Regions from separate parts of the Homo sapiens genome. Here region 1 is linked to region 2. The links are chromatin contacts, found by Hi-C or POLR2A ChIA-PET in ENCODE. All regions are on one chromosome and are shown on one strand. The core of a region is the stretch at or near the end of the contact, and the rest is flanking DNA. Distances in the headings are between cores, read along the strand shown.

What was found. A loop is a pair of places that touch in the nucleus more often than their neighbours do. ChIA-PET counts read pairs that join two places held with the same protein, here RNA polymerase II (POLR2A). Pooled maps may share reads with other maps.
Region 1: a map of ascending aorta shows a loop between it and region 2 (5-fold over the local background). The contact joins two enhancer-like sites. A Hi-C loop is called at or near these places in 4 of 168 maps with a recorded cell type or tissue (aorta, ascending aorta and esophagus squamous epithelium) and 4 of 50 pooled maps. POLR2A ChIA-PET finds 5 or more read pairs at or near these places in 1 of 52 experiments (activated T-cell).

Annotation. Positions count from the first base shown.
Region 1 is chr9:113,987,874-113,993,227 of GRCh38, forward strand. It overlaps ZNF618 (zinc finger protein 618), which reads left to right. Exons shown (of 15, transcript NM_001318042.2): 3 at 448-707. Among named protein-coding and RNA genes, the nearest start is that of AMBP, 88 kb to the right of the region's middle. RefSeq lists an enhancer at 1,385-1,885. Within about 2 kb of position 1,423, at least 5 of the 41 ENCODE cell types and tissues checked have a DNase peak (open chromatin) inside an H3K27ac peak, as active enhancers do; they include ascending aorta, where a contact is called at or near this core.
Region 2 is chr9:113,951,417-113,956,651 of GRCh38, forward strand. The region is part of intron 1 of ZNF618 (zinc finger protein 618); the gene reads left to right. Among named protein-coding and RNA genes, the nearest start is that of ZNF618, 78 kb to the left of the region's middle. Within about 2 kb of position 3,840, at least 5 of the 41 ENCODE cell types and tissues checked have a DNase peak (open chromatin) inside an H3K27ac peak, as active enhancers do; they include ascending aorta, where a contact is called at or near this core.

The sequences.
Region 1 (5,354 bases), core at 173-2,672, 34 kb after region 2:
CAGCTGAGCCAGAATCTGCATTTTTTTTCAAGATCCCCCCCAGCTGATCTGTATGCACACTGAGGTCTAAGTACTGATTTCAGCCAGCTGGAGGTGCCCTTTTAGGTCACTTGTAACTCCAGTTATGATAAGTGCAAACAAATAAGTGGCAAGTGAGGCAACTGGGCACATCTAGACCTCTTGAGACCTCAGCTTCCCCAACTGTAAAATGGGTGGAGTTGGAGGCTTTCTTGCTCAATGGTTTTCAAACTGTGTTCCTTGAAGCCTCAGGGTTCCCTGGAAGAGCCTCAGGGGTAGCCGTGGGGGTTGTGTGGGAGGCTAAGGGGGCCGGGGGCCCTAGAATTCACTATGCACACAGCCTGGCATGTCCCTGTGGTGCCATGGGCTGGTGGGCTCCTGTGTTGATCTGGAGGAAGAAGGTATTGAACGGAGTTTCTTCTTTCCCAGGGAGCGCTTGAAGCGCAGCCAGAAGAGCACCAAGGTGGAGGGCCCAGAGCCAGTGCCAGCCGAGGCCTCGCTGAGTGCCGAGCAAGGAACGATGACGGAGGTGAAGGTGAAGACAGAGCTGCCCGATGACTACATCCAGGAGGTGATCTGGCAGGGCGAGGCCAAGGAGGAGAAGAAGGCGGTCAGCAAGGATGGGACCAGCGACGTGCCTGCCGAGATCTGCGTGGTGATCGGCGGCGTCCGCAACCAGCAGACCCTTGGTGAGTGCCCAGCGTCTGTGGTCAGGGTGGAGACCAGGGTGGGAACATGGAGTCAGAGTCCTGGGGAAAAGCGGCCTGGCGCCTCTGCCCCCTTCCTGGCTGAGAGAACCTTTGCTGGCTTCCCTCTGCATTCAGGGAGAGATCTCAGCTTCTTAGACTTGCCTTTGCTTGTGCAGTTTCCGGCTGGAGAGCGCTTCTGTTTCTGCTGGGCAGCAGAACCCTATCCATCCATCAATACCCTGTTTAAGTCAAATGCCTGGAACCTTCCGGGGGCCCAGTGAATCCCTTTGTCTGTCTCAGGGCTCCCATACCCCTGGGGGGTCTCCCACAGCCCTTACTGCTCGGTGTCCTAAATGCCTCTCTGCTGGAGATCCCAGTGCCGGTGCTGCTCAGAGCAGTACCCCATCAGGATTGGATCAGTGACAGATGGCACTTCCCCTGCCTCTTCTGGCCTGGGCCAGGCCCAGAGGAGCTCTGTGGAAACTCACATCTTAGCAACAATTTCTCTCCCTCCGGTCTCCAGCATGCACCAGGGATACCCCTCAGGGGCCCCCTGCACTGCTGCCAGGTTCACAGACTCAAATGCCCATGAGGCCCAACAAATATGTTTATTTAGCATAAATAGAGATGAGCCAACAGGACAGGTGGTGGGGACCATGTCCAGTTAGAGAAGGCACGCCGCGTGTGTGGAGGGCGGCTGCTGCTCAGCTGCTGCACTGACGGTTGCTGGGTGGGGATACGGCTCAGCGTTGCCACATCTCTGGACAAATCACACGCCAGAAATGAACATTTTGATGGGAATTCTTTTGGCTTTAAATGTTGCAACCAATTGACCTTTTGAAATCTGCCAAACAAAACATGTCTGTGGGTCAGAGTCCCTGTGGGCACAAGTTTGCAACCCCTGGTCTGTGACATAAAGTCCTCATTCCTGGCGTGGAGGCCTTGCCTGGTCTGGCTCCAGATTTCTGCTTCCCTCCACTCCCTACTCCATGTTTCCAAGGCTCAGTGTGTTCTTAGAAGTGCTGCTGCTGTCCAAGCCTCTGCTGCCTTCCTGGTCCAGCTCTGGCTCACCTCCTACTGACTTCCAAGCACCTCCATCTTCCTGGCGCACATCCTGTATGCGGCACCATGGCCTCGTTTCTGCAAGTTTAGACTCAAGTCCTGGTGCCTTTTCTTCCCAGTTGTTGAGAATCATCCTTAAACTCCCTTTGCCAGCTGTTCCCTGCTGGTTGTGGCCATCTCAGCCCCACCTGGGTCATGGCAGCATCCTGCTAACAGCCATGCTTTTGCAGCTTGCCTGCCCCCTGCCCTGGCTGCCAGGAGGCCTTGGCCAAAACAGAACACCGACCATGTTGCTCCCCTGCTTATACCCTGGGACTCCCTACTGTCTCTAGAGTCGAGGCCAGAGCATTAAGAGCCTCCATAACCTGAACCTTCTAGCCCCATTTCTTGCTTCTGGTCTTCCCAGACCTTTCATTCCAGTGTAGTCTGCTCTTCCTGTACTTTGTGTATGCTGTTGCCTCTCCCAGGAATGCCTTCCCCCATTTCCACTTGCCCAAATCCAACCTATCCTTCGAGGCCAACTCCAGTGCCACCTCCTCCCAGAAGACTTCCTTGATCTCTTCTGGTGAGAGTGGGCTGTTTCTACCCTGCTCCTCAGTTGGTGCACTTTCTACTTTCTTTTTAGATTAGAGGGGCCCTGTCTGTGCCTGCCTCTTCCATGAAAGTGGAAACCCCTAGAGATTGGGGCTCCAGGACCTGCCTGATTTATGTCTCCATGTTCCCTGCTTCCACTCTGTAATACCAAACAAAGTATTGGTTTCTGGGAGTGGTAATGTTGACACTGGTGCTGCAGCTGTCAAGGTGGGGCCAGGTTATGCTGCAGTAACAAAAGATCCTGAAAGGTACAAGATATCTTAGTAGCTCAAAACCACAGCAGTTTATTTCTTGTTCACACTACACGTCCATTGTGGGTCAAGAGGGACCTCTGCTCCCCTCTGGTCCCAGACTAAAAGCTGTCATGTAGAATGCTGCCAGCCAAGTGACAGAGGGAAAGCACGCTGTGGAGAGACTTACGCTGGCAATTAACTGCTGCAGCCAGAGAGAGAGGTGTTAATTCCGCTCACAGTCATTGGTTGGAACTAGTCACACGGCCCCACCCAACCTCAAAGAGGCTGGGAAATGCCGTCCTCCCATGTGACAGAATAGGGGTGAACCAGGAATGTTTGGGGAGGCGCAGGAGTGACTTAGGCCAGTGTGGAATGAGAGAGTGAGTCTTTTCAGGGGCCTGCGCTGACGTTTCTCCATCAGTATTCACTCCCTGAGGCCAGGGACTGTGTTAATCACTGGTGGATTTGTTAGTTAATGGAGAAGACCTGCACTTGCTCTCTTTGGTATCTGTGTGTGTTAAGACTCATTAGACCCAGTAGCTGTTTCTGCCCTTCACCAGGAGATGCCCAGGAAAGGATGGTTGAATCTGAATCCTGGGATAGAGCCAGCAGTCTGGATTCAGTGGGGAAAGCTCTGGGCAGCTAGGCCAGGGAAATGCTGGGAATCTTCCTTAGGCCAGCTGCCTGCACAGTGAGAGCCCCAGGACCCGTGAGCCTCATGCCAGCCACCGATGCTGATTCCAGCTGAGCTGCTGCTCAGCAGCAGGGTCCTTGGCCTCACTGTACCTTAGTGTCCTCCTGTGTTACATGAGGCATGGCCCCTGTCCCGGCCACCTCATGGGCGTGGCCATCCAAGGCGGCAGTGGAAGGAAACAGTGTTGCCTGAGGAGAATGAGCTGGGATCCTTGGACTGGGAGTGAATCCAGGCTCCATGACTTAACTGGTGTGCTACCTCAGGCCCTGTCTGTCTCAGTTCTTACAATTATGAAATCATCAGGCTATCTGAGTATTCAATGAGATAATGTATGTGAAGTGCTCAACATTGTGCTTAGTAAACAAGTAGCTAGTATTCTCAGTACTACTAATATTAACAGTATAAAATGCCTCTTCAAGAGGAAGGGATAGTCATTGTTTCTGCTTTTTCCCATCTAAGAAGTAAGCTATTGTGATATATTGAAACGATGGGATGGGGAATAAAGTCGGTGCAGGATAAGGTATTAGAAGACAGGGATTCCAAGTGGGCTTCAGTTTTCTCCCCTGGGAACTGGACTGGGAAACCTGTCTGGACCTTGGTGTTCCTTCTAGTACTGCTTCCCTCCAATTCAGGGACTTTGAGGATCTTGTAATCTGCTTTGGGCAGACCCCTGTGAAAAAGATGTAGAAGCCCCAGTGACAAGGGACGTGTGGAGCTGCCATGGTGTAGCCCTACGGAAGCAGGGCCAGAGTGCTCCCTGCTGTCACGGCAGCTCATCTTGCATGCTGGAAGTCAGGCTTTTCTGCCTAGGGATGGGGGTTTTCTTCCAAGGGTCAGGCTCAGAGGAAGCTGGCTTGGCCTCATCACCAGGAAAGAAAGGCATTTAAAAACAAAATCAGTGTTAGAGTTGAACCTTTTGGACTCCTCTCATCTCAAGATGGCAAGTAGATTTTGTGGGTTAAGTCCAAGCAGTTGCTACTGGCTGTAAGGAGTTCTCTGTTGAGGATTCTAAAGGGTGGCATGATTGATTGTTGGTGTCTGCCCTGGATGTAGAAGTGGGCAGTGGAGCTATGCATGCTGTCAATTTGGTACCCATGACCTCCTTATTTTATAGAGGGGCAGACAAGGCCTGAGGAAAGGATGAGAGTTGCCCAGGGTCACCCAGGAAGTTGGTGACATTTTCTTTCGTGTTATGAAGGGCCTACCACAACACCTACCTCCTACCTGCTTCTGAAAGTGTATGAAGGAGGGAAAGCTCTCCCAGGGACCTGGCTGGGGTGGGGTGCTGGTTAGAGCTTGCTTTTAAGTGAGCCCCTGCTGCAGTGTGCATTCGTTGTCCTGGTCACCGGGCATGGGGGAGTTAACGTGTTCCTGGGGCACTTGGCGGGGAGTGCTGGGTGCTGTGGTGCCCAGGGCCTCCTGAGTACTTCGCTAACCCAGCCTCGCTCCGGGCTCAGAGACGGGCTCTGTTGCTGAGTAGAAGAGTGTTCCTGTTCAGTCACCCAGTGCTGCGCCATGAGGGAGCCTCCCCGAGTCCACACTGGCCCTTTAATAGCCATCAGACAAACAATGTTCCCAGTGACACAAACATCATCCAAGGCACTTCCCGTGGGGGAGCCCGGGTCATGGACACACAGATGGCATTTGGCAGCTTCTCCTGCTGGAGTCAGGAGGGGCATCAGTGCCCAGGAGGCTGGCTGCCAAGTTCGCAATGGTTGCTGCTGCTTCCCTGCTGCCCAGAGAATTCCCTGTGCTGAGAAGGGTGTCTCTCACTCCGAGAAAGAAAGTCACTGCCATTGGAGCTGGTGCAGGGTTTGGGGGCAAGACCAAGAGCTTCCTTTTATAGTAAGAAGAGCAGAGATGATAGATACTAAACTTAATAACTTTGCTGGATAAAAGCAGAAATGAAAGAAAGGAAGTTAACAGACGCCTGCACCCATCTGACAGGCTGCAGGAACAGCTCTGTACAGCAGCCCCAAGAAGGAAGGGCAGACCACACTTGAGGTTTCAGGGGCTCCTCTAGGAGGAGGAGCAAACACAAGGCACTACCATTGCTCCTGCCGT
Region 2 (5,235 bases), core at 2,590-5,089:
ATATATGTGTGTGTGTATATATATACATATATGTGTATATATACATATATGTGTGTATGTGTACACATATATGTGTGTATGTGTACACATATATGTGTGTATATGTACACATATGTGTGTACATATGTACACATATGTGTGTGTATATGTGTGTGTGTATATGTGTGTGTGTGTGTGTGTGTATATATATGTATATATATATATGTATATATACTCCTCTCCCATTAACTCTAGTATTTCCAGAGGATGAGAACTCAGGCAGTTGTATGTTGAGGGGCCTCTTGAGTACATAGTGGCTTTTCAGTTATCATGACTTTTCCCATCTTGGAGTCGTGTCCCAAACCTTGACCTCATGGCTAAGGAGAACAAGTGTGGTTCTGTGCCATTTTCCTTTTCTTAGAAACTGGGTTTCCCAGTTTGATGATTGAATGTGCTGACACCGTTTCCCTTTGGGCAGATGGGACTCAAGTTGCCACCGCAAAGCCTGGGGTGGAGACTTGGTCATCATTCAGACATTGATGAGCTTGGAGCCCCGCTTTCTTTCAGTGACTGCCTTGAGGCTTTCGTGGCACTCCATATGGGCCATTTGGTGCCAGGTATTCCGGCCCTGGGTTTGCCATCAGTTATGTGGACGGGGCGTTTCATTAAAATTTCCATTAACTGTTTTTTCTTTTTTTAAGCCAGTGAGCAATTTATAGATTCATTAACTTTTTACTACACTTGTGAAGCCAGGAAGAGGGGAATAAAGGAAATGAAATATTTGGTCCGCAGCATTTCACTAAAAGATGGTGGCCCTTAAATATGGAGGAGAAAAGCTGGATAATTAAGGCTGGTTTGAAGAAGCATTTAGGAAGGGCTGGGATCTTCCAGAAGGATCCAGAATTGGAATATCCTGGCAAGGAATACCACCTTTTACCACCCCTTCCCTGCACACTGAGTAGCTGATCTGTCCTTTTGCTCAAAATGATTGATTTTTTTCCCCACTGGGTGTCTGTCCACCCCCTGATGACAGCCTCTCATGGGAAGCATACCGCCTCAGGACTAACTCTGACTGTGACTCTGAATGTATTTCCTTGTTTGGGGGTGCAGTCTGACTCCTCATAGTCCTCTCATTGCATTCCCTTTTGGGGGAGTTAGGGATGGCATGATGGTTGAGTGATGGGCCTTGGGGCCAGATAAGCTTGGGTTCAAGTCCAGGCCCTGCTGCTAACTAGCTGTATGATTTTGGATAAATGTCTTCACCTCTCTGAAACTTATTTTTTTAATCTATAAAATCATGGTAGTTTTAGGAACTCTGAGAAGTCTCAGGAAAGTGACAGTAGTATGTTCTACCACACACTAAGTGGTGAGGACAAAATGGTTTACTAAGGATGCCTGACCCACATTCACATTCCAGACTTGCCATGCAGTTGGACTGCTCACCTACAAACATTCTCAATTGAATTCCATTCCCTAAAACAGCAAGGCACATCTCAGGACATCAGTTTCCCCTGTTGGAAAGTAGATGAATAATCTCTAGTTAATGAGGATGTTGGATGAGATCAGACACATTTAATGAGCCTTTTAGAGTTGCTGGCACATAATAGTATCTTAATACATACTAGCAGTCATATATCTATTGTGGTTGCAACTACATGCAATATAAAAACTCTGCTCCCAGGGTCTACTGTATTAAAAAGGCAATCGGCTTAAAGATGACTTTCCCCAAGAGCCTCTTAGAAAGAGAAAATCTCAGTACGTGAACGTACTTCGAGGTCACCCTGTTCGGCTCCCAGGTGGAGCTTGGATGCCCTAAGTGTTGAACTTCCCATTGAAGGGGTGTGTACCCAGGCCTATCCTCGGGAGAGATGGTTAAAAGCAGGTCTTTGTAGAGTCACAGTCTTCTTCAATCAGGAGTAGCATGGAACCCTAGGAAATCACCTCATCCTAATACCTGCCTCTATAGATGTACAGCATGAGTATTTGAAAGTATAATGAATTTTTCCTCAAAAGTGGTAATAATGGAAAGCGAAGCAGGAAAGAGGAAAGTATCATTCAATTTTGAGCCATCCAGGCCAAGTGCTTTTAGGGATATTGTATACGTGCATGTGGTATTTGTTAGTGTAAACTTTATGTAAAGTTATATATAGAGAGTTTGATTCTGTTCTTGTCACTTCAGCCAGTTAACCTCTGCTTCTTCCTCTCTGTAACGGAAATCATGACTCCTACCTTGTGAAGAATTAAATGAAGTAATGGATATAAAAAATCACTAAACAAATGTATGTGGGGGATTGATAGAATATGTTATTCCTGCCTCACTCCAGACTCAGGCTTCCGGGAACCTGAGTCATCTTCCCCTTTAAGGATGCTATGTAGACACACTCTCTGTGCTGGGCTGTCTGGTGGGCACTGGGGAATCCAGAGGCACAGCCCCTGCCTGGGAAAGATGGATGTCCAGCTGTGAAGACAGGTAATAAAAAGATGACTGAGTATAGCAGCCAGTTGATCAATATCTTTTGAATAGTCCAGGCAATAAGTGCTTTAAGAAAACAGGGGAGGGAGATTGCCCCTGTGGCCTGGAGGAGGTGGGAATGGAACCCAAAAGGAAGGGGAAGGGCCCTTCCTTTCTTTGCAGAATGTAGTTAAATGAAGCCTTTAGCAACAACTAGGACAAAGAGGTTCTGGGGGTTGAGTCTATGTGGGGTAGGAATGCATTTGCCTTTTATGATACTGTTCAGCAAAGAGCAAAGATGTCCTGCGTGCCTCTGGAGTGTCCTTGAATGTGGAAAGTTCTAGGGCTCTAGGAGTGGGTTTCCCCTAGCCCAGCTGGTGTCATACTGTGGTCCCCAGAGCCTCTGATCGTCATCCCTATAGGTCTGGTCAAGGGATGCTTCTAGAGTGTCCACTGGGTGCTTGGGTCTTCTGGGCAGGGGGTTGAGGAGAGCATTACCCTTTCACATGATGAGTTTTCCGTACTTCTCTCAGCAACACTGGAGTTACAATATGCTAGAAGGATACCCAAGCAACCTACATGTTGGGGGACTGGGCTGTGTGGCCAGGCATCCATTTCCCAGACTTCCAGAGTTCTTTAAACTCCAAGCTGTGATTCCACTGGATAGTGCAGAGCATGGTGCAGTTCAAGACAAGGCAGTTCTTGCTGATGAGGAGGCTGGAGTCCAAATGGGGGACTGGACTCAGGTGGACTCTTTGGTTAGCTCTGCAGGGCAGTGTCTTCAGGTGGATCCTGCACTTCTGGAGTTTCCTATCTGAACTGATCTGTTGGTTTGACCTCAGTTCCATGCCTTCCTTTTCCCTGCTGTGCTCTGTATTGCAAGGGATTGCATTTCCTAGGTGCTCTTGCTCTCTGGCCTTCAAAAGTTTAACCAGTAGGATGCTCATCAGGAAGACTGGAATGTGAAAAGGGAGGGAGAAGCCTGGGGTACTTCTTCTCACCCATTCTCTCCCTCTGGTGGTGTTTTCTGTTTAGCTCCAGCCCTTCCCTCTATGGTCCACTCCCAGTGGGCAGCCTTTTCCATAATTTTACTTCTTGCTGGACAGCCCCAGTTTCTGATAACACCATTTCATCCCTTTTATCTCTCCAGGGCTATGGGTGGTAGCAGCAGCTCTCCCATATGCTGATATGCCTGGTTTTCTATCTGTCTCCTGTTTGCCTTCTCTATTCACTCATCACCTGTGTTCTCAAATCCTTATATTAAATTGCCTCCATTTAAAGGGCCTAGAGTGACTTCTCTTTTTTTTTTTTTTTTGTCTATCCTGGACCCTGAAGGCTATTCCCAAATCAGACCCCTTAGAGAGTTTGACTGGCTGTTGCCACCCTGACTCACCCCGTGGAAGTCACTGTAAGCTCATGACTGCCCTAATGAATTCAAGGTACCAGATTTCCACACCCCACCCCCACACTGCAAAGAAAACAGAATTGTAGAATAATTTCAAAATAGTCTGGTTGTCTAGATTTCTCAGCAGGCACCCATTGGGATGTGCAGAATTACAATCTTTCATTTCTTCATGGGCCTCTCATTTTGTAGGAATATGAGTGATTCCTTCCTTTCCAGCTGTGAGAGGAACTATTTTGCGTATACTATTTTGATTTTGAAAAAAATTCATGCAGTTGTTCTCCCCCTCCCCCTATTTTCCTGGGCTGTTGATCTTGTGATATATTTATAGAGATTGTGGTTGGCTGACCAGGAGTTATTTTGCAATAGGAATTTGTAAGATTTCTACTTTGAGTTTGAGCATGTGTTCCAGACTTTTCTCTCTTTAAAAAAAAAAGTCTTACTTAGAACATCTACTTTGCCCTTCTGTAATTATTTCTCTTTCACAGCAAAAGTAAGCCCTGCACTTTACACATATTTTTTTCTATGTATATTTCTTCTGTCTCTGGTCTTCTTTCTTCTTTGATGTCTCTTTTTACTACATATTTTAAAAGCCCTCAGCTTCTTTCTTCTATGTGGGAATAGGTTTGCAAATGAAAATGTGACCGGAAGAAGGGTGCTTTGGGGGTCAGGAGGCCTCAGTTTCTCTGTCTGTAAAAGAGGAGCATCCCAGCACTTTGGGAGGCCGAAGCGGGTGGATCACCTGAGGTCAGTAGTTCGAGACCAACCTGACCAACATGGTGAAACCCCATCTCTACTAAATACAAAAAAATAGCTGGGAGTGGTGGCTCACGCCTGTAATCCCAGCTACTCGGGAGGCTGAGGCAGGAGAATTGCTTGAACCCGGGAGGCAGAGGTTGCAGTGAGCCAAAATTGTGCCACTGCACACCAGCCTGGGCAACGAGAGTTAAACTCTGTCTCAAAAAAAAAAAAAAAAAAAAAAAAAAAAAAGAAGAGCATTGGACTAGATTAGAGGGGGCAAGCATGCTTCCATCCCCAACTTTACCATACTCACTGCAGACATTAGTAATCAATCACAGCACTCTTTCTAACCGAGCTCTGCTGTGACCTCAGAATCTTTCTCAACACATGGTCCCAGGCAGCCACTACTAAATGGTTAGAACAGGCCATTCTTAAACTAGATGAAATGATTCCTTGGACCCCATTCACCACTCTGGCTCTCTGACTATTGGAACTACAATTCCTTTATGTTTTAAACCAGTTGACTGACTTTTATGAAGCCTCATCTTGACGTAACACATCCTTAGGCCTAGGTACTATGGAGCCACAGAGAAGCTGAAAACAGCAGGCCACCCTCACGGAAACTACAGTTTGGTGGGGAGCAAGGCTGCAGAGTGGCGAT